4 separate regions of the Mus musculus genome follow, and regions 2, 3 and 4 are each linked to region 1. The links are chromatin loops, found by intact Hi-C in ENCODE. Cell type or tissue: heart. All regions are shown on one strand. Links, peaks and the distances in the headings refer to the core of each region. The heading gives the core; the rest is flanking DNA. Region 1 overlaps Gne (glucosamine (UDP-N-acetyl)-2-epimerase/N-acetylmannosamine kinase). Region 2 has its middle 8.0 kb from the start of Melk. Region 3 has its middle 47 kb from the start of Gne. Region 4 overlaps Rnf38 (ring finger protein 38).

What was found. Peaks named below come from ENCODE experiments on the same cell type or tissue, not always from the same donor. Only the 100,000 strongest peaks of a DNase experiment are listed, where the experiment ranks them.
Region 2: a loop joins it to region 1, with 15 times the contacts of the local background. A loop is called at or near these places in 15 of 42 quality-filtered maps.
Region 3: it touches region 1 in a loop (10-fold over the local background); 32 of 42 quality-filtered maps call a loop at or near these places.
Region 4: a loop joins it to region 1, with 4 times the contacts of the local background. A loop is called at or near these places in 9 of 42 quality-filtered maps.

Annotation. Positions count from the first base shown.
Region 1 is chr4:44,063,800-44,069,261 of GRCm38, forward strand. Gne (glucosamine (UDP-N-acetyl)-2-epimerase/N-acetylmannosamine kinase) reads right to left here. Exons shown (of 12, transcript NM_001190414.2): 2 at 2,956-3,161. The coding sequence starts at 3,119. Among named protein-coding and RNA genes, the nearest start is that of Gne, 6.2 kb to the right of the region's middle. In heart, for the core only: no CTCF peak of the experiment used is centred there; a DNase peak (open chromatin) is centred at 2,082; H3K4me3 peaks cover 829 bases; H3K27ac peaks cover 1,839 bases.
Region 2 is chr4:44,290,194-44,295,655 of GRCm38, forward strand. No RefSeq gene overlaps it. Among named protein-coding and RNA genes, the nearest start is that of Melk, 8.0 kb to the right of the region's middle. In heart, for the core only: a CTCF peak has its summit at 2,612 (motif pointing left); no DNase peak of the experiment used is centred there.
Region 3 is chr4:44,116,610-44,122,071 of GRCm38, forward strand. It overlaps the pseudogene LOC115489981 and the pseudogene Ptma-ps2. Among named protein-coding and RNA genes, the nearest start is that of Gne, 47 kb to the left of the region's middle. In heart, for the core only: CTCF peaks have their summits at 3,011 (motif pointing left) and 3,212; no DNase peak of the experiment used is centred there.
Region 4 is chr4:44,164,913-44,170,374 of GRCm38, forward strand. All of the region lies in intron 2 of Rnf38 (ring finger protein 38), which reads right to left. Among named protein-coding and RNA genes, the nearest start is that of Mir5106, 54 kb to the right of the region's middle. In heart, for the core only: a CTCF peak has its summit at 2,695; DNase peaks (open chromatin) are centred at 3,099 and 3,489; H3K4me3 peaks cover 3,744 bases; H3K27ac peaks cover 2,250 bases.

The DNA.
Region 1 (5,462 bases), core at 138-5,137:
ATTTTCAATCTCTTTAAAATATCCATCTCTTTTAAAATCCAAAGTCTTTTTACAATTAAAAGTCTCTTAACTGTGGGCTCCACTAAAACAGTTTCTTCCTTCAAGAGGGAAAATATCAGGGCACAGCCACAATCAAAAGCAAAAGTCAATCTCCAACCGTCCAATGTCTGGGATCCAACTTACGATCTTCTGGGCTCCTCCAAGGGCTTGGGTCACTTCTCCAGCCATGCCCTTTGTAGCACACGAGTCATCCTCTAGGCTCCAGATGCCTGTACTCCACTGCTGCTGCTGCTCTTGGTGGTCATCTCATGGTACTGGCATCTCCAAAACACTGCATGACCCCTTCAGTCCTGGGCCATTAATTGCAACTGAGGCTGGACTTTCACCAATGGCCTTCCATGGCCTCTCACAGTGCCAAGCCTCAGCTGCTCTACTCAACTCCTTCATGCCTTCAAACCAGTACCACCTGGGTGACCCTTACACATTACCAAGTCCAGCCACAGCACAAGGTACAACTTTGGCTATATCTGGAACACAGCCACTGTGCTCTCAGAAAACACTTCCCAGAAGATGTCACCTCAATGATGCTGGTCTCTTCTTAATCACCGCTAATTTCTTAGCTCCAGCTAACCAGCATCAATAGTCCCAGTAATGCAAAGTTTTTGCTTTGGTAGTTCTGGTATCTTGTTAATCACAGCTGATTCTTCAGCCCCAGCTAACCAGAACTACAGAATCTTCACAATCAAAACAGCAATGGCCCTGAAAAGAGTCTTTAATTTTCCCTCTGAAATTTCACAAGCCAGGCCTCCATCTTCTACACTGTTCTCAACATTATCTTCCAAGCTCCTACACAACATCCCACAGAGCTCTTAACAACGAATGGATCTTCAAGACCAAAGTTCCAAAGTCCTTCCACAGACCTCCCCAAAACATGGTCAGGTTGTCACAGGAATACCCCACTCTGCTGGTACCAATTTGTCTTAGTCAGGGTTTCTATTCCTGCACAAACATCATGACCAAGAAGCAAGTTGGGGAGGAAAGGGTTTATTCGGCTTACACTTCCATGCTGCTGTTCATCACCAAAGGAAGTCAGGACTGGAACTCAAGCAGGTCAGGGAGCAGGAGCTGATGCAGAGGCCATGGAGGGATGTTCTTTACTGGCTTGCTTCCCCTGGCTTGCTCAGCCTGCTCTCTTATAGAACCAAGACTACCAGCCCAGAGATCGTCCCACCCACAAGGGGCCTTTCCCCCTTGATCACTAATTGAGAAAATGCCTTAGAGTTGGATCTCAAGGAGGCATTTCCTCAACTGAAGCTCCTTTCTCTGTGATAACCCCAGCTGTGTCAAGTTGACACAAAACTAGCCCAGTACACTGTGTATAAATTAATTAATTTATTTATTAGACAAAAATGAGCTAGGCATGGTGACACATGTCTGTAATTTCAGAACAAGGTTATTCTTGGCTACATACAGAGTTTGATGCCTGTCTGGGCTAAAAGAAACCGTCTCACAAATTGAAACAAAAATCTCCCTAAAACAAAAACTATAAAAAATAAAATAAAATCTGTAAAATGTATTCTCATAGTTTAAACCTGAGAAGGTACAAGAAGGTTATGTGAAGTCCCTCACAGTCTTGTCTGCACGTTACTCAGCTCCTCACGTTAGAAGGTACCCAAGCACGCACGCACGCACTTCCCCTTAGTACTAGCTGGGTTTCCTACTCAACAGTCTCACCAGCAAATATTACCTTTCGACCTCAGGGGCTGTGGCTGCTTCCACTTCCTGGAGCGCCTCCTTCCTGCCAGCCTTCCTGCCCAAGCTTTGTCACACAAAACCTACTGAGACTTTCACCTCCAGCTCGCACTACGTCCTACCAATCAAGTGCACTGTCTTAGGAAGCCAGAATTCATTTCAAGTGAAAAAGAAGACTATCCACGGGAGGTCCCATAAGCTTGCTCCCTGCTCCTCACTGTCCTCTCACAGCAGGCTGACACGTGGAGACTGGAGACAGGCGGAGGTCTGCTTACTGTTCTCCATGTGCGGCCATGCGGCTCCAGCAGTCTTTGGAGGCTGCAAGGCCATTTCACACCACAAGGGTGCGCTAGATGCACACCGAGGGCAGAGCCAAGGCTCCTTTCTGGTTTCTCCATGCAGGGCTCTCTCAGAATACCTTTCAGTTTTCAAATATACCCTGCATATGGTGCAAACCTTAATGTCACACACATAATACCAATGATCTTGGTAACAGGACATTTTAATTTGCCTCAAAATAGGTTAGATTTTTGTATATCTTGTTTCATTTATACTACTTTACATGCAATTAACCTGTAAACCAGTGTTGGTTTCTGTTGTTGTTTGTTTGTTTGTTTGGAGACAGGGTCTTACTGTGCAGCTCTTTACTAGACTAAAACTCACTAAGTAGTTTGGGCAGGCCTCAAACTCAAAGCAATCCTCCTGCCTCTGCTTCTCAAGTAGACATGCACCACTACGCTCATTGCCCTCAAAACTCACAGGACACATTGGGGTGAAGGAAAGCATGCCAGCGGTAAAGCATGTGTTTAGCATGCTTGAGGCTCTGGGCTCAAACCCCAACCCCAAAATTATGCCTTGAAGCCATGTTATTATAGTCCAACTTTTATATACACACACACACACACACACACACACACACACATATTTATGGTATTTCTTCTGAGTGCAGTAATGTTTCCAGCTGTTGGTTATCAAGTATCTACTAAACAGCATCACTGTGACAGGCTTCACTGCCATGTTGGTTTCACCCAATTTTGTAACTGAAGACGCCAACTCTGGGATGCTTCCCAAGTTCTCCGAGGTACACAGAGACTAGGGAGGAACTACCTGACAGGAGGTCCACAAGCCTACCAGACCCAAGCTCCCCAGGGCACACCGTCGGGGGTGGGAGTGGGGGGGGAAGCAAGGAAGCACTCAGCTCACCCATAGTCGTCAATCAGGTGGGAGCCGAGCACCACCACGTCCAACTCAAAGAACGCGGGCTCTGTCTTGATGCCGAACATGATCGGGGCCAGTTTGGAGTAGTCAGCTCGGTTGCAGGTGGCAACGCAAACCCGGAGCTTTCGGTTGTTCCCGTTCTTCTCCATGACTTGCTTCTTTTTACTTGAGAGTTTCTTAAAATAGAGTTCCTAATGATACAAAAAGTAAGTTCTTGTTTGTAACTGGAATTACCACTAGGTAGGAAAGCGGCGTTTTCAGTTGCTTGGCTTGTAACCTTTGCTCCCCTGTGCCGCTCGGCATAACACTCTTGTTGGTGTGTGATGATGAAATTCCAGCAGGCTGACCTAGCTCCACCCCTTTCTCTCACTGGCACACCAAAACACAATGTTCTTTCAAAGGATAAATAAATATCAGCTCTTTGATTATTAGCTTAAAACTGTGTGCTAGAAATTTAAAAAAAATACTTAGTATACTCACAAGTGAGCCCAACAAAGTTGACTGTTAGAAAGCCTGGGTAGATGCCTCCCAAGTGCTGGGATTAAAGGCGTGCCCCACCACTGCCTCCCGCCCAACCCCCAAGTTCACATCTTTAAAGAACATGTCTTTGCCCTCACACTTCCCAGTCCCTTGGGAAGATAAGGATGCTTAGGAGGAAAGTCGACCTCTAAGACCCCACCTGTACCAGCATGCTGGGCCTCGAGGTCGACTCCAAATGCCCACATATGGCTCTGCTAGGCATCCCCAAGCCACCTGAAAGCCAACTTCCCAACCTGATCTGATTTTCTGCTGCAAACCTGTTTTTCCATTTGTTCTCTAACTCAGTTAGGGACCACTCATCCAAACGCCCTGATACCTTGCTGCTTCCATCCCTCACCAGTCCCCCTAAGCCCTGTTAATCACCCTTGAGCGCTCAGTCTGTCTCCTCCTCTGACCCCCACCAGCCTTTCCCTTAGAGCAGTCTCTCGTCTTGAGTCTGAGACCGTGGTCAGTGGTGGGTCTGCCTCTAGTGCTGCCTTCTCCCACAGACTTTTAAAGGAACGCTCCCAACTTCACAGATCTGATTGTCACACCAACCAGCATGCCTCACTAATGGGATAGAATCCAAACTGCTAACCTGGACCTCACCCAGTCTTTTAAACCACCTCTCTCTCTCTCTCTCCTACCTTTACCAACTGTCAAAGCTTCGGCATATGAGAAAGCCTGTGGACTCACTAGTGGCTCTATGCCATCCATAGATCTAAGCACCTCTGCCGAAAACTTCCTTCCCCTCTTGCCCAGACTCCTACTCAGGCTCCAAAAATCAGCCAAGTGTCACCTCTTCTGGAAAGGATTCACAGAAACCCCAGGTCCTTCTCACCCCATCCCTTACAGATGCCACCTTCCTCTTGGCACTGAGGCCCTACCACATACACAAAAACCCTTTAGTGTAACTCCTCTGCTCACCTATCTTCCTGTCCACCCTCGTGCCACACCCTTCATCCGCAAAGTCAAAAATTAGAACGAGAGATGCTTGCTTTATGGAATTTGTCTCTACTTGTCACATGTCATGTAATCCCAGGACTCAGAAGGCTGGGCAGAAGGCTCTGAAGCTCTTGAGTTGACAGCCAGTCTAGTGAGGCATGACATGAGGAAGGGGCAGAGAGGAGAGGAGAGGGGAGGGGAGGGGAGGGGAGGGGAGGGGAGGGGAGGGGAGGGGAGGGGAGGGGAGGGGAGGGGAGGGGAGAGACTTGTTCTATGGAACACTTTAAACTTCCCATTAGTGATGCTAAGTTTTTTCTCATGGACTCTGAGCTTAGTGCTTAGGTTTGAGGGAGTCCATCAATATTTGGAACTTGAATTAAGAATCCAGACAGCCTTGGTGAGACTGTGATAGGAGTCGTCCTGTCTTCTGAGGCTCACTAGAGAAGCCCTTCGGGAGACTTCTGCAGTGAGTGCCTCATCTAAAGCAACTGCTCCTGTCCTTCAGTGTGGAGCTCCCCGACCATGCAAACTCCCAGCATGAAGCGCAATACCAGTAAAGGCCGATTCTGCCCAATGAAAGGCTCCATTGCCAAATGAGTATCCTGCAAAGAGGCCAAAGCACTCCTCTCGCTTTAAAAACAAAACTATTCTTCCATATCAGCTGTCTTAAGTGCTCTTGCACAGAATCCTCCCTCCGCTGACCAACTGTGGGCTGACTGAACTGTTGGTGACGTTTAATTCACTGGGTGAGGCAAAGCAAATGATTGGCAGCTGGTCGGTTTCTATTTATTTTACACAACAATGAACTTTCTCTCTGCTGGTGGTTTGTGTTTGCCGGGTTATGCTGAACTGTTCTAACTAACCCAAGTAAGTCAGCGGTATAAACTATAAAAACACAAGTGTCCTTTTTAATTTTTTTAAGTCAAAGCTTTTTAGGAAAATAAATAAATCTTAGAACCTTTTAAGGAGAAGTACTTCTCTTTTTAAAAAATATTTATTTTTATTATTTAATCCTTTTTTTACAGTTC
Region 2 (5,462 bases), core at 213-5,212, 230 kb after region 1:
TGTTTCTTTTTCTTTTCTTTTCTTTTCTTTTTTTTTTTTTTTTTTTTTTTTTTTTTGGTTTTTCGAGACAGGGTTTCTCTGTATAGCCCTGGCTGTCCTGGAGCTCACTTTGTAGACCAGGCTGGCCTCGAACTCAGAAATCTGCCTGCCTCTGCCTCCCGAGTGCTGGGATTAAAGGCGTGTGCCACCATGCCCAGCACCTGTTTCTTTTTAAGATGGGTTTCAATATATAGCCCAGACTGGCTTTAAGTCATGATCTTTCTGCTTCTGCCACCTGAGTGTTAAGGGACAGGTATGATTTACTACATAAGCTAAATCACATTTCTAAAAAGTTGTGGGAAACTAGGTGCTGCTTTTAATCCCAGTTACTCAAGAGGCAGAGTCAGGTCAGGTTCATTCTCTAAGAGTTCAGGGCCAGTCAGGTCTACATATCAAGTTCCAGGCCAGCAGAGGCTACATAGCAAGATCATGTTGTTGTTGTTGTTGTTGTTGTTGTTGTTGTTGTAATGAGGAGGGGAATGGATACCACAGCAGGAGAACACTTAGTGGAGTCAGCTCTGTCCTTTTACCTTGACCTGCGTTCCAGGGATTGGATTCAGGAAACAGGTCTTTGTGGGGCAAACATCTTTTTGCCAGATCATCTCACAGGCTCTAATCATAGCTTTGGAAGGACTTTTGTTCACGATTTCGTTCCTGGACTTAGGGGTCTAGGCTGGTTCCATTTTGACTAGAACTCAGACACTGGGTTTTGAAGAAACCCACAAATGACAGTGAGTATATATATATATATATATATATATATATATATATATATATATATATATGTATAATCCTGGCATCCCGTGGGCGAGACAGAGTCGCAGTAGTCCAGGCTGGCTTTAAATTCTGTCTTTGTGAGGAGGACATTAAATCCTGATCTTTCTGTCTCCAAAGACTTTTAAAGTTTAACTGGGGATTATTCAAATGTTGGGGGTATAACACAATGTTAAACACATGTGTGGTGGTTTGAATATGCTTGGCCCATGGGAAGTGGCACTATTAGGAGGTGTGGCCTTGTTAGAGGAATTGTATCACTGTGGGGGTGGGCTTTGAGATCTCAGTGCTCATGGTCTGCCTAGTGTGGAAGAGACCCTCTTTCTGCCTGCCTGAAGGAGACAGTCCCCCTCCTGGCTGCCTTTGGATCAAAATATAGAACTCCTGGATGGCTCTTCCAGTAGCATGTCTGCCTGCAGGCTGCTGTGCTTTCCATCATGGCGATCGTGGACTGAACCTCTGAAGCTGTAAGGGGGCCCCAGTTAAATGTTTACCTTTACAAGAGTTGCCTTGGTCCTGGTGTCTCTTCAGAGCAATGAAATCCCAACTAAGACAATGTATGTTAATTACACATACATATATTATATGTTAATGTATATTATAGGTGTATAATATAAGTAATTATATATTATACATATTCTCTCTCTCTACATATATGTGTATATGTTCATGTATACCTTTTGTTTTCTTTCTTTCTTCCCATGGCTGAGAGCTTCACAATTGCTAGGCCAACACTGTCACTGAGTCATACCCACCACCCAATCCTGCATGCGTCACCCCTTCACCTCCTAAGCTGAGAACAGAATACAGGGCCTTGTGTTTTGCAGGCAAGCACTTCACTGCTGAGATAAATCCCCAACCCCCATGTATGTATCCTTTAAAAACATTTTCTTTCAAAGTTAAGCCCTATATGATCATGAGCCTATCCCAAATTGAAAGGTTGGAGGGATTGTGCAGGCACAGTGAAGAAAGTACTTGCTTATGTAAATGTGAGTACCTCAGTTTAAATTCCAAGAATCCATGTCAATCCAGGTGCAGTATTAAATATCTGTAATCCCAGCATTCCCACAGAGAGATGAGAGGCAGAGACCAGAGATAACTTGGATGCTCTTGAGCCTGGTAGTTTGTTATAGGCAGTGGTGAATAGCAAACTCTGTGAGGGGCTAGACTCAGTAGCTAGACACTGGCTGCTCTTTCAGGAAACCAGTTTCTATGCCTAGCACCCACATGCTATCTCAATACCATCTGTAATTCCAGTTCCAGGGGATGTGACAACCTCTCCTCGCCTACTCTGGTACCAGGCATGAACATTGTACACAGATACAGTCATATGTGCAGTCAAAGCGCACATGTGTGCATGTATACACACACACACACACACACACACACACACACACACACACGAAAGAGAGAGAGACTCTTTCTTCAAAACAAGGTGGAAAGCAAGAACCTATACTTACATTTGTCCTGTGACCTGCTCATGTGTGCTGTGCTCTGTGTGTGTGTGTGTGTGTGTGTGTGTGTATGTGTATGTGTGTGTGTGTGTGTGTGTGTGTATGTGTGAGAGTTCATATCTGGATCCAGAGCATTTGACTCAATGGCCTCACTTATGAGAGGCACGTGTTCTTTCGCCGAGCTCAGGTTTGGCCTTCTTTTTGCATGACAAGGATGCTTCATGGATGGTGCTGTGTGTGGTGTATGAGCCCATCAGGAGTTACATCATGATGGCCCTCTTTCTGTCCGTACCACTTTTAAGGTAGTATAATGGAATCGGTGGTTAGAGTATACTGCCACCAAGTGGTAACAGTTGGGTATGGGCACAAAAGGATATCCTGGGAAGGATCTGAGATCCTGGGAAGATTTTCCTACAGTGGATCATAAATTGCCACGATCCCCCAGACACGCTGAGGTGCTGGATATGGAATCTGGGCCTTGTATAAACTAGGAGAGGTATCTACCCCTGAGCTGTATCCCTAAGCTATCCAGTCTATATCACTACTTAAATGGGTAGATAGATAGATAGATAGAGAGAGTCTCACTCTGCAGCTGTGGTTGACTTAAAACTTGTGGGGCAAAACAGTCTGACTGCAAACTCGTGGCAATCCTCCTGCCTCAGCCTTCAAAAAGCTTGGATTGGATTATAGTTATGTGCTACCATACCTGGCACTACAATGTTTCTTTAACATGACATTTACAAGCATTAAAAAAAAAAGGGGGGGGGTCTTGTGTATCCTAGACTGGGTGTTAATTTACTATGAAGCGCAAAGATGACCTTGAACTTCTTTTTTTTTTCTTTTCGAGACAGGGTTTCTCTGTGTAGCCCTGGCTGTCCTGGAACTCACTTTGTAGACCAGGCTGGCCTTGAACTCAGAAATCCATCTGCCTCTGCCTCCGGAGTGCTGGGATTAAAGGTGTGCGCCACCACGCCCGGCTGACCTTGAACTTCTTATCCTCCTGTTTCCAAATCCAGAGTGCTGGGATTATAGGTAAGCCATCAGACCCAGGTTTCTGCAGTCTTTGGGATAGAAGCTGGGATTCATGCATGCTAGGCAAGAACTCTTCCAGCTTAGCTGCTCGAGAGTCTAACAAGCTACCTTTTAGAGTAAACCAATACTGTGACTCCACGGCACATTATAATAGCCAGAAGGCATTGAGCCCAAGACCCTCATACAGCATCCAGGATTACTAAAGCCAGGTATGTCAGTACATGCCTATAATCCTCTCAAGTAGGAGGTAGCTGCAAGTATGGGCCCAGTCTGGGCTAAATAGTGAGGCCAGCCAGCGCTGTATAACAGTGTGTGATAGATAGCAAGGGCCAGCCAGAGCTCCACAGCAAGATCCGGTTTTTTTTTTTTTTTTTTTTTTTTTTTTTTTTTTTTTTTAAAGATTTATTTATTTATTATATGTAAGTACACTGTAGTTGTCTTCAGACACTCCAGAAGAGGGCATCAGATCTTGTTACAGATGGTTGTGAGCCACCATGTGGTTGCTGGGATTTGAACTCTGGACCTTCGGAAGAGCAGTCGGGTGCTCTTACCCACTGAGCCATCTCACCAGCCCAAGATCCGGTTTTTTAAAAAACAAAACTGGGGCTGGAGAGATGGCTCAGTGGTTAAGAGCACTGGCTGTTCTTCCATAGGTCACAGGAGTGAGGGGTCACCTAGGGAGCATGTGTGGTGAGGGGTCACCTAGAGAGCATGTGTGGTGAGGGGTCACTTATGAAGCAACAGCACCACGGACAGGAACACCCCAACATGGAGGGTGACTTCCCTGTAGCTGCGTAGATTGTCTCCTCTCTCCAGTTTAACACCCATAATCAATGTGCTCTACCTCCAGTTCTTGTACAATAGGGGTACAGTGACATGCAGAGGGCTTAGAGGCAGACGGGGAACAGGTAGGAGCTCAGGTGAGAATCCATTAACCCTCCCCAATCTCTCCTTCGATGAAGAAATAACAGTGGTCAGAAAGCCTGATGTCTTGCAAGTAACAATTGTGATAAGGATAATGGACTATGCTCAGATGTTTGGGAGAACATATTGTGAACCATTTAATGTAGAATATATATAAAGAATTCAGGCTGGGCTTGGTGGCTCATGCCTTTAATCCCAGCACTTGGGAGGCAGAGGCAGGCAAATTTCTGAGTTCGAAGCCAGCCTGGTCTACAGAGTGAGTTCCAGGACAGCCAGGGCTACATGGAGAAACCCTGTCTTGAAAAAAACAAACAAAACAAATTTAGTACATTTTCTCTAGATTAGGACATTCACTCATATCTCATAGTTCACTAGTTCACCATCCAAAATCAGAAAATTTCACCAATCCCTGAAGTTGCTTCAAAATCAAATCCCTGAATGTTTTCTTTTTGCAATAGGATCTTGTTACATAGCCAAGCATGGCCTCTGACCTTGGCCTCCTGCATGCTGGGACTATAGACAGGTACCACCGCACTCAGCTTTGCTCTGAGCATTTATTATTTCATTCACTAATTTATCACAAGCACACATACACACACAGAGTAATGCAATAAAAATTTAACATATAAATGCCATAACATTGTAACAATGAAATATTCTTTAAAAGCGATTAACAAATATTTATGGGATGAGTTGGAGGCTGCCCAGATAACAAATATTTCTCCCTTTTGTTTTGTTTTTGTTTTCTGAGACAGGGTTTCTCTGTGTCGTCCTGGCCTTCCTGGAACTCACTCTGTAGACCTCTTGTAGCTGGCCTTGAACTCAAAGTTCCAGCTGCCTCTGCCTCCAGAATGCTCGGATTAAAGGCACATGACGTTACCACCCAGTTTGTAAATATTTGTAATTTGCTTATCAATTATTAAGTGTGTGTGTGTGTGTGTGTGTGTGTGTGTGCATGCCCTCATGAGTGTCAATTTATGGGAATGATTTCTGTCTTTCTATCATTTGGATTCTAGGTTTTGTATTGTTTTATCTTATGCGCATTGGTGTTTTTCCTACTTGTATGTCTTTACATGAAGGTTTCAGATCTTGGAGTTATATACAGTTGTGAGCTGCCATGTGGGTGCCGAGAGTTGAACCTGGGTCCTCTGGAAGAACAGTCAGTACTCTTAACCATTGAGCCATCTCTCCAGTCCCCATGTGGATTCTGCTTGTATTGAATTCAGATCATTGGTTGCA
Region 3 (5,462 bases), core at 270-5,269, 53 kb after region 1:
ACTGGCAGAGGTCAGGAAAGGCTTTTGGGAAGAGGTGACCAGAGAGGTTGGGTTCTGAGAAGAAATCGATAAAGTGCCCCCAGCAGGCCAAGGCTGCTGAGTCACATCCAGGCCACAGGTGCTGTGAGGCTCAGCAGAACTGAAGCTGCGGCAGTGATAGAGGTTAGACACTTGGACAGGGAGAGGTCATCTGAGGTGATGGGACTTTGTCCTGTAGGAGGTAGGGAGACGGTAAGGACTTGTGTTTGGGTTGAAGGCAACCCTAGTCAGAACGGCTTCTCTTGGAGGCTGTGAAGGGCTTGGCTGTGAGAGTACAGAGACACTCAGGTATGGTGGCACACATTTTTAATCCAAGCACTTGGGAGGCAGCAGGAGTTATCTTTATTTTAGGTCAGCCTGCTCTACTTGAAGTTTTCTAGGCTAGCCCAGGCTACACAGTGAACCCTGTCTCAAGAGAAAAGTAGGGAAGTGGAATCTTGACAGCCTAGAAGTCAGTGGAAGTCTGTGGAAGAAGGGTACTCAAAGGCCCATCACCCGGGGTGATGACACATGCCTGCAACCCCAGCACTTTGCCGGATCATTGAGGCCAACCTGGGCTACATAGTAAGTTCCAGGCTAGCCTGGGCTAGGTAAGACCCTGTCTCAAAAACAAACAAACAAACAAACAAACAAACACACAAACAAACAAGGTGGAAGGCTAGTGAGATGGCTCAGCAGACAGATGGCCTGAGTTTGCTCCTTAGGGCCCAGCTCCTGTCAGTGCCCTCTTTTACCTACCTCAAGTGCGCGCGCGCGTGCGCGAGTACACACACACACACACGCGCACACATACATATGCAGAGTAAACAAAGGTTTAAAAAAAAAAATGAGCAGGCCTAGGAAGATGTTCATCTGCCTGGGGAGTGGAGTGTGAGGTAGGCTGGCAATGGAAGCATTCATATTCACACAGAGTGAGTTTCTACTTCAATCCTTTTCCTACCCTTTCAACCTCGTAGCGTGAGACAGGAGATAAAAAGAAGAGAGGGGAAAGGAAAGAGATTCCTGAATAAAGTCGGGTCAGAAAGAGGGTGACATTATCCTTAGACTACTTTCTGCTGATTAGGGGAATCAAGTTCCACAGGACGAGTTTGATTTTCACTGTCAGGATATCTAATTTCTTCGTGTTGTCTCTTCTTTACGCATGACTCCTTAACAAACCGCAACCAAGAGCAACCAACCAACAATCAACAACTTTAACATAGGTGTGGCTTTTTTTCTGGGAACATCAGGTCACACCATGTAACCCAAGCCGGCTTCAAACCTGTGATCTTCCTGCCTCTGCCTCCCAAATGTCAGTATTACAGGTGTACCCCACAACGTACCATTCCACTTAGACTTTTTTTTAAAATCCATTTCTACTTTTAATTAATATTTTCACTTTTACATTTTCTTTTTTTTCAAGTTCAAACTATTTCTTTTTAAAATATTTTTATTAGGTATTTTCCTCATTTACATTTCCAATGCTATCCCAAAAGTCCCCCATACCCTCCCCCCGACTCCCCTACCTACCCACTCCCACTTTTTGGCCCTGGCATTCCCCTGTACTGGGGCATATAAAGTTTGCAAGTCCAATGGGCCTTTCTTTCCAGTGATGGCCGACTAGGCCATCTTTTGATACATATGCAGCTAGAGTCAAGAGCTCCGGGGTCTCCTTGTACTAAGGTCAAATCTAAGTGGATTAAGGAACTCCACATAAAATCAGAGACACTGAAACTTATAGAGGAGAAAGTGGGGAAAAGCCTTGAAGATATGGGTACAGAGGAAATGTTCCTGAATAGAACAGCAATGGCTTGTGCTGTAAGATCGAGAATCGATAAATGGGACCTCATAAAGTTGCAAAGCTTCTGCAAGGCAAAAGACACCGTCAATAAGACAAAAAGACCACCAACAGATTGGGAAAGGATCTTTACCTATCCTAAATCAGATAGGGGACTAATATCCAATATATATAAAGAACTCAAGAAGGTGGACTCCAGAAAATCAAATAACCCCATTAAAAAATGGGGCTCAGGGCTGGTGAGATGGCTCAGTGGGTAAGAGCACCCGACTGCTCTTCCGAAGGTCCGAAGTTCAAATCCCAGCAACCACATGGTGGCTCACAACCACCCGTAATGAGATCTGATGCCCTCTGAAGACAGCTACAGTGTACTTACATATAATAAATAAATAAATAAATAAATCTTTAAAAAAAAATGGGGCTCAGAGCTGAACAAAGAATTCTCACCTGAGGAATACCGAATGGCAGAGAAGCACCTGAAAAAATGTTCAACATCCTTAATCATCAGGGAAATGCAAATCAAAACAACCCTGAGATTCCACCTCACACCAGTCAGAATGGCTAAGATCAAAAATTCAGGTGACAGCAGATGTTGGCGAGGATGTGGAGAAAGAGGAACACTCCTCCATTGTTGGTGGGATTGCAAGCTTGTACAACCACTCTGGAAATCAGTCTGGCGGTTCCTCAGAAAATTGGATATAGTACTACTGGAGGATCCGGAAATACCTCTCCTGGGCATATATCCAGAAGATGTTCCAACCGGTAAGAAGGACACATGCTCCACTATGTTCATAGCAGCTTTATTTATAATAGCCAGAAGCTGGAAAGAACCCAGATGCCCCTCAACAGAGGAATGGATACAGAAAATGTGGTACATTTACACAATGAAGTACTACTTAGCTATTAAAAATAATGAATTTATGAAATTCCTAGGCAAATGGATGGACCTGGAGGGCATCATCCTGAGTGAGGTAACCCAATCACAAAGGAACTCACACAATATGTACTCACTGATAAGTGGATATTAGCCCAGAAACTTAGGATACCCAAGATATAAGATACAATTTGCTAAACGCATGAAACTCAAGAACAAAGACTAACGTGTGGACACTTAGACTTTTAAAATCACACCAATCTGACCTGTGAACAGCTTATTCTCAGTACTTGGAAGTGTGTGATAGCGCCCCCTGGTGGAAAATTTATGAATTAGTATTTTTTCATTAGCCTGGTCATCTGTTCTCTTTTTTTCTTTTCTTTTCCTTCTCCATTTTCACATTAGTTTATTCAGATCTTTGTTGTTATTTATAGAATTTAAAAGAAACCCTTTAAAATAAAATATAGATATTTTAAATTGGTGAACATTAAAGGACATCAGGTGTATCACACCAATCCATTGTGACAATAGGTGACCGCTAGTGCTCAACTTCAGATGGGTTGTCCCTGAGCTCTCCCATAGGCTGGGGATGAGAGCTGTCAAGTCCTGTCTTCCAACCACGATGATGTAGCAGATGCTTACGAGCCTTGGCTTCTGCAGCAGGGCTGCATGGCATGGAGCTAGCCAGTCAGAATTTAACATGGGTTGAGAAACACTCATCCAAGGCCCGGCCTCTGACTGAGGAGGTCCTGACAGCTAACTGATGGCTGCTGAGGGAGGGAGGGTCACTATGCCCTGTGGATGTGGCCACAGGTAAGCTGTTCATGCCCGGGGATGGCCCCCATCCGTTCACACACAGTCAGCACTAACTGGACTAGGGTGAGGGGCTAATAGTAATATTTTTCTCCTATTGAAAATAGATTTTTTTCTCACATAACATATCCCGATCACTATTACAGCTCCCTCTACTCCTCCCAGTTTCCCCCCTGCCCCTCTCCCATCCAGATAAACCCCCCTCTTCTGCCTCTCATTAGAAAACAGGCATGCAAGAGTTAATAAAACAAAATGTAATGAGATAAAACAAAATCGAACACAACGGAAGTTGGCAAAACAAACAAACAAACGAGAATAAGGAAAAGAGCCCAAGGGAAGGCACAAGAAGCAGAGACGCTCGCCCCCCATTCAGGAATCCCATAAAACACTCACCTGGATTCCAGCCCTGTTTAGACTTTTGTTTGCCATCTACTCCTTTGGCTGTGATTTCTTCTTTTTGTTCTAGAGCTTTCTGTGCTGCTAATTTACTAGAACAAGATCTCCAGGGTTTGTTGTTCTGTGTAGACATTAGTTGCCTCTTAGAATCACCTTCATTGAGTCCCATGAGTTTGGTTTTTTTATTTTATTATAATTTAATTCTAGAACGTCCTTGATTTCTTTCTTTTGACCCGTCTTTCCACCGAACAGTGAGCTGCTCCATTTCTGTGGGTTTGCAAGCTTCCTGTTGTTGGTGAGATCCAGCTTTAGTGTGTGGTGGTCAGATAGGATGGAGGGTGGTATTTCAATTATCTTGTGTCTGTTGAAACTTGCTTTGTGTCCAAATATGTGGTCAATTTTAAAGGTTGTTCTATGATCTGCCGAGAAGGAGGTGCGTTCTTCTGTGTCTGGGTGGACTGTTCTCTAGAAGCCTGGTAGGTCCATTCGGTTTATAATGTCTGTCAGCTCCAGCATTTCTCTGTTCAGTTTTTGTCTGGATGACCTGTCTATTGGTGAGAGTGGGGCGCTGAAGTCTCCCACTATCAGTGTGTGAGGGTCAAGGTGTGATTTAAGCTGTACTAATGTTTCTTTAACGAACTTGGATGACCTTGTATTCGGTGCATAGAGATTAAGAACTGAAATGTCCTTGGTAAGTCTTTGCTTTGATAAGTTCTTCCCGATATCTTCTGATTAGCTTTGGCTTAAAGTCGATTTTGTCAGATATTAAAATGTCTGGGATAACTCTTCTATCCTTTTATTTTGAGGTGCTGTCTGCCTTTGATGTGAAGGTGTGTGTCCTGGATGCAGAAGGACGGACCGTCTTTCTGTGCCCATTCTCTTAGTCTGTGTCTTGTTATTGGGGTGTCGAGGCCATTGATGCTGAGAACCATCAGAGAGCAGTATTTGTTGATTCCCATTATTTTGTTGTGGTGATGTCCCCCACCCCTGATTTGGTGGTCTCTGATAATTCCTTGTGTTTCCTTGGGTGTGGTTACCCTCTTTAGGTTGGAGTTTTCCTTCCAGCACCTTCTGTGAGGCTGGATTTGTAGATGGACACTGCTGAAATTTGGTTTTTATCATGGAATGTCTCTTTTTTCCCCCCTCCATCTATTGTGATTCTAAGTTTTGTTGGGTGTAGCAGTCTGGGCTGGCATCTGTGGTCTCATAGTCTGTAGAGCATCTATTCAGACTCTTCTGGCTTTTAGTCTCTCCTGGGAAGTCAGGTGTTAATATGATAAACCTGACTTTTCCCCTTGCAGCCTTGAACATTCCCTTTCTTTTCTGTATATGCAGTGTTTTGATTATTATGTGCCAAGGGGATTTTCTTTTCTGGTCTAATCTAGTTGGTGTTCTGTATGCTTCCTGTTCCTCGACAGGCATCCCTATTCTAGTCCCTAAATTTCTCACTTGCAGATTTCCCTCCATTTGGGTTTTCTTTATTCTTTTTCTACTTTCAGGTCTGAAACTGTTTTAGTCACTTCCACGGTTTGTGTTGTCACAGATTCTTCAAGGGATTTCTCT
Region 4 (5,462 bases), core at 303-5,302, 100 kb after region 1:
AATTTTAGTTCAAAAACCATAATCTGTGTTTAGTGCTGTTGCGATTACCTAGAAGTGTAATATACTCTACTCATTGAGAGAATAAATCTCCCAAACTAATCGAATGATACAACAGTCAGCTTTGCTGGATTATGTCACAAGTTTATTATAAATCTGCTCACAATTAAACAGGCTAATAAAACTTGGAGTGCTGGAGAGATGGCTCAGGATAATTTGCTTGGCTCACAAGCATGAGGACTTGAGGTCCAATCCCCAGAATCCATATAAAGTCAGGAAGAATAGTAATGCATCCCAGTGCTCCTGTGGTAAACTGAGCAACAGACAGGAGACTCCATGAAATTCACCAGCCAGTTAGCCTGGTGTATACAGCAGTGGGCAAGAGCGCCTGTCTCAAGACAGTAGGTATGAATGAATACCTAAGGCTGTCCTCTGACCTCTCAGCACTATCTGTGTGTGCCATTTTTGAGAAGCCACTAGACACTAATTGGGGTAAACATGGGGGTGCTAAGTAAAACTTATTCCCATTCTTGATTTAAGACAAACTAAGTAGATCTATGTCTTTTGGGAATCACTCAAAACCAAGGTTGGTAAAAAACAACTAAAGACTACTTGCTCCCTCTCCTTTTCCCAGTCCAGAGTTCCATAGCACAATGGTAAGACACAACTAAGACACAACTAAGTAGTATAGTATAGACAGACAAACTGGGAGGAAATGAGAATGTGTACATCACCCCTGTACTTCATTTGTTTAAATTTCTCTTTCATTTACTACAAAGAATTCAATCATTTTGTTCCTTTAGCCAATGTCATAATAGGTATTTAATATCTTCTGATAGATGGGATAGAACCAGAACTGTATGTACAAATTAATACTGCAATGCTTATGTTCCCTGCAGAGAAAACTGAAAGCAATCTATGAAATGAAGCAGTTATATTCATATATGCACCTAACTGAAAAACAAGCAGAAAATTTGTAAACAGCACCAGAGACACCATGCAACAATCAAGACTAATCAAGAACTACCTACCTTTCCAGTAAGAGAGATTACAAAACAGTGCTCCAAACTAATGGCAGCACAAAATACAAAACAGATAGAACTAAAGATAAACATCTTGACTAACAGTCTTTCTACACTGCTCAAGGATCTAACCATTTTGGAGATTTTTATTTTAAAGGCTTCTCACCCACATTAAGCTAAATAAAAATATAATCACAGTGCCTGGCAGTGTTAACTAAGACTTATCCAATGCTGGGGCAAAGAGAGACAATAGATCTATCTAATGCTTACAGACTCCCTTAGTAGATTTGTTCCAATCTTTGTCAAAAATCAGACTGCTCTAGTAAAGAAAAGAATTTATACATACGTAGATTAATATTTACCAACTTAGTTAAGGATAAGGCCCGATGAAATGGCTCAGCAGGTGAAGGTGCTTGCAGCAAAGCTGGAGACTTATCAACCTCCAGAACACATGAGGCAGAGGCACCCAACCAAATAGGGCAAGTTGTCCAAACATATTTATTGTTAAAAACATTTTTAAAAGAATCAAGATGGGCATAAACTTTAACAAGCGTAGAAACACAGCCAACTACCTTTTGGAATGTAATACACCACTGGTGGAAGGATCAGAGGGTTTAAATACAATTCTTTCTTAACTTACAGAGAATGTGAGGCCAAGATCTCTTAGAGCAGAACCTAATACTATCCTTTGAGTCCTCCAGAGCTTGTAGAAAAAGTAGTACTTACTCCTACATAAAACTAAAGAATTGACTTTAAAGTAGAACCTTATAATCAACAGGCTTAGGATAAGCAGGTTTTCTAAAGGCAAAATACATATATACTAGTATGTTTCTAAAGTAAAAGGAACTATCTCAAGAGGACAATTCCCACTCAAAATTGTCATCTTTGAGTGTTACTTATTTCCGCAAGAAACCCAACACGTTTGATCTTGTCATTTTTCAAGTAAGTTGGATTTCGCCATTAGACAGTGTGTTCCCCAAAATGAACCACAAGTTTATTTTTCGACTATGATTCAAATGTAATTGGAATTCCTTAAATCCTGGTTACAAAGTTGCATGCTAGTTAAAGAAACTTCGTTAAGTAAATGTTACTACAATAGTATCTGCAAAACAGGCAGTATTCGGCAGACTTAAGAATTCCAAGAGTCATGTATGAGCGCTGAATACATTTCAATATCCACCTCGTATAAGGAAAGAAATCGCTATCCAACGATTATATTTAAGTATTCAACTCTATGGTAAAAGAATTAGCACGTTCAACTTTTACTGAATGGCCTCTAACACAAAAGCGTTGTCCTCGTTGGATCATATATAGGGGAAAAAAAACCAACAACTTAGTTCTCGTTGGCTTTCGGTAACCCGAAAAACTCCTGTTTCAAAAACCAACCTCTCTCATTCTTCAGCCCTGAAAGGAAGAACTTCCATCCACTGAGAACAAAACGGAGCCCGTCCAGAAACCCGCGGAGGTAGAAGGCCGCGAGAGAGGACCCCTCCAACCGGGTTCTGAGTTCTCCCAAGTGACATCATCACTTCACCTGCGTCTCGTCCAGGCAGGGGCGGGCCGGCTCCCCGCCGCCGCGGGAACAAAGAGCGCCAGGCTGCCGGGAAACGTCCGCCGAGCGCGGCCCGCCGGCTCCCAACCTCCCGCGGCCAGTACCGCCCTCGCGCGGGAGCCAACGGCCGTCGCCGCCAGTACCTGCGAGGGGAGGCTCCGCCCTGCGGGGCTGCTCCCACCGCTCCCGGCCGGGCCGCCGCCTCCTATTGTGACTGCTCGCCCCGCCGGCGGCCAGCTCGCCAGGGCCGCCGTCCCCGATCGTCCTTGCCCTCGGAACCCGGGTTCCGACTGAGGCGCTGTCACGGCGCTTCCTTCCTCTTGGCACCATCACACGCGCCTCTCCAGAAACCCACGGCTCCACGCCCTGCGCCGAAGGAGCCGACTAGCGCCTGGGAAGCCCCATCTTTTCTGCCCGCCGTCCCAACCGCCCCGGCCTCCGGAGGCACGCCCGCCAGCCGCACGAGGGGCCCCGCCCCAGCCCACCCCACTGCACCCCTTGTCAGCGCTCGCGGACCCGCGCGGGCCGCGCCGGCGCAGTGAATTGCGCTGCGCGCGCAGGCGATACCCCAAGCGCTACGCTTCGAACCGCAGAACTCGACAGCCTCCCACCTCGGAGTTCCGGACGCCCGCCCCTCCCCTCCCCTCCCCTCCCCTCCCCTCCCCTCCCCTCCCCTCCCCTCCCCTCCCCTCCCCTCCCCTCCCCTCCCCTCCCCTCCCCTCCCCTCCCCTCCCCTCCCCTCCCCTTGCCCGCACAAACCTAGCCAGCCAAGCGCAGGATCGCCGGGTAGCTCCGCCTCTTCCCCCGCGCCGAGCCCCCTTTGTTTCCACCCGCGGGGGCGGGGCCGCGCACGTCCAGGCCGCTCGGGCCAGTTCCGGCAACAGAGCCGGTGCGCAGCGCCCCTGCGCAGCCCCGCCCAAGCTCACTCGCTCGGCTTGCTCGGGCGGCGAAGGTGGGGAGGTGGGGCAGCGTCTCCCAACGCAGGGAGTGCCTAGCCCGGCGGCAGCTCTCGCTCCCGCCAGCAACTCTAAAAGTCAGCAGTAGAGCAGTAAACCTCACAATATAGTATGTATTTACATGACCTAAGATGCAGGAACTTTTACTGATGTAGACACGTGGTTTCAAAACAAAACAAGCAGGCTTGTATCTAACTTGTCCAACCCTCAGGACGACGGTGACAGATTCTGTGACTTTGCTGAGATAGGAAGTTAAGTTCGAATACTAAATGAAGCCTCAGCTCACTATTGGGGTGAAGATCCAATAGAGAACATAAACCCTATATTGGCTCAGTAAATACAAGGAAAAGAATTGTTCAATACCATTGGAAATTATGGAAAAGTAGGCTTTTTAAGTAGAAATTAGAAGTTTCTTTAAAAGTTTATTAAAAGTTAAAGGATCGGTGAACAGAAAACTCAGACTGAGCTGGGCATGGCGGGCTCAAACCCTGGGAAAGCTGAGAAAGAGGACGAATAGGAGCTTTAGGTCCGCCTGGTCTACTGTATCAAAATCCGGTCTAAAACCTAGAGTCGAAGAAAGAAGGTGGGTGTAGGAGGAGGCTAAGAATAAACAGGAGGGGGTGGGGTAAAAGGGCAGAAAAGGGAAAGCAATCAAACCTCTAGAGGGCTTAACCCTTCCCTTCTTCCTTCTCTGAGTCTCAGTGGCCTCGGGTAAGAAAATCAACACTAAAATGTTTCAGGATCTTCTTGGATCATATACATTGTTTAGGAACAACACCATATGATAATTATGTACATCTGTCAACCAGTACCAGAGCACCACTGCTCTATTGTGACTAACTCCAAGGCTCACTATTTCAGGTGCTTAGCAACTGTTGAAGCAAAGTTCTAGCAATTCTTGCATAATTCTAATACAAAGGGAAGCTGGAAAGAGAAGTATTCCCTCACCCCAGTTCTTCACCCCCATTATGTTTCCTTCTCTTTTCTTTGCCTCCCCACCCCAACTCACTCTTAGACCAGGCTGGCCTTGAACTCACAGAGATCCATTTGCCCCTTTCTCTAGTGTGCTGGGATTAAAGGCATGTACCATTACACCCAACTTCTAAATGCTTTCTTAGCCCACAAGTCTGATACAGATAAAAACACAGTGACGGGGCATGCTTTTCATAAGACAACTGACAATCTAATGTGGTGGGGCAGAAATTATGTCTTAGTTGTTCAACAGTAGTTTCAGCTAAAGCTTTGCTTGCTGTCTTTTTCCACAATGGCAGAAAGCCCTGTTGAAGAGTTTTAAGCGCGCGCACACACACACGCGCGCGCACACACACACACACACACACACACACACACACACACTTTCTGTAATGAGAATTTTCTACATCTGCACAGCCCAGAAGGTATCAGAGCTATACCATGGATACCAGAAAGTATCCATGTGGTATAGCACTGGAAATGTATGTAATTAGTACATACTAGTGAACTAACATTTTTAAAGCTGCATATCCAGCACCTGAAAGAAAAGTTGCTGTGGCAAGAGCTTTTTGAGGACTTCAAGGCTGTCCTTTAGAAGTGGTTTTCTTGTCAGGTGAAAACTGTGACTGTCTTCTTGAAGTCCTTTATCAGATCACTGCCTATGAAATGGGGACGTGTGGAAGTGGACTTCAAATGTATCTGGTAGTTGTAACTGAGCTCAGCCCAGGGGCCCTACCCTTCTAATACAAAGGAGGAAGAGCAGTCATCACAAACCTCCACTAAAGTAGACACCCAGCACCTCACAGGAACCATAAAGAAGCTCAGATCTGACCGCAATGAAAATTCACAGCACTCCAATTCTGTATCCGGTTTCATTTTCTCAAGGATTTGGCTCTAACTATTCTCCTCCTTATGCCATCAAGTTTTTCTATCTTTATTGGGACATTACAAACACACCGTTAA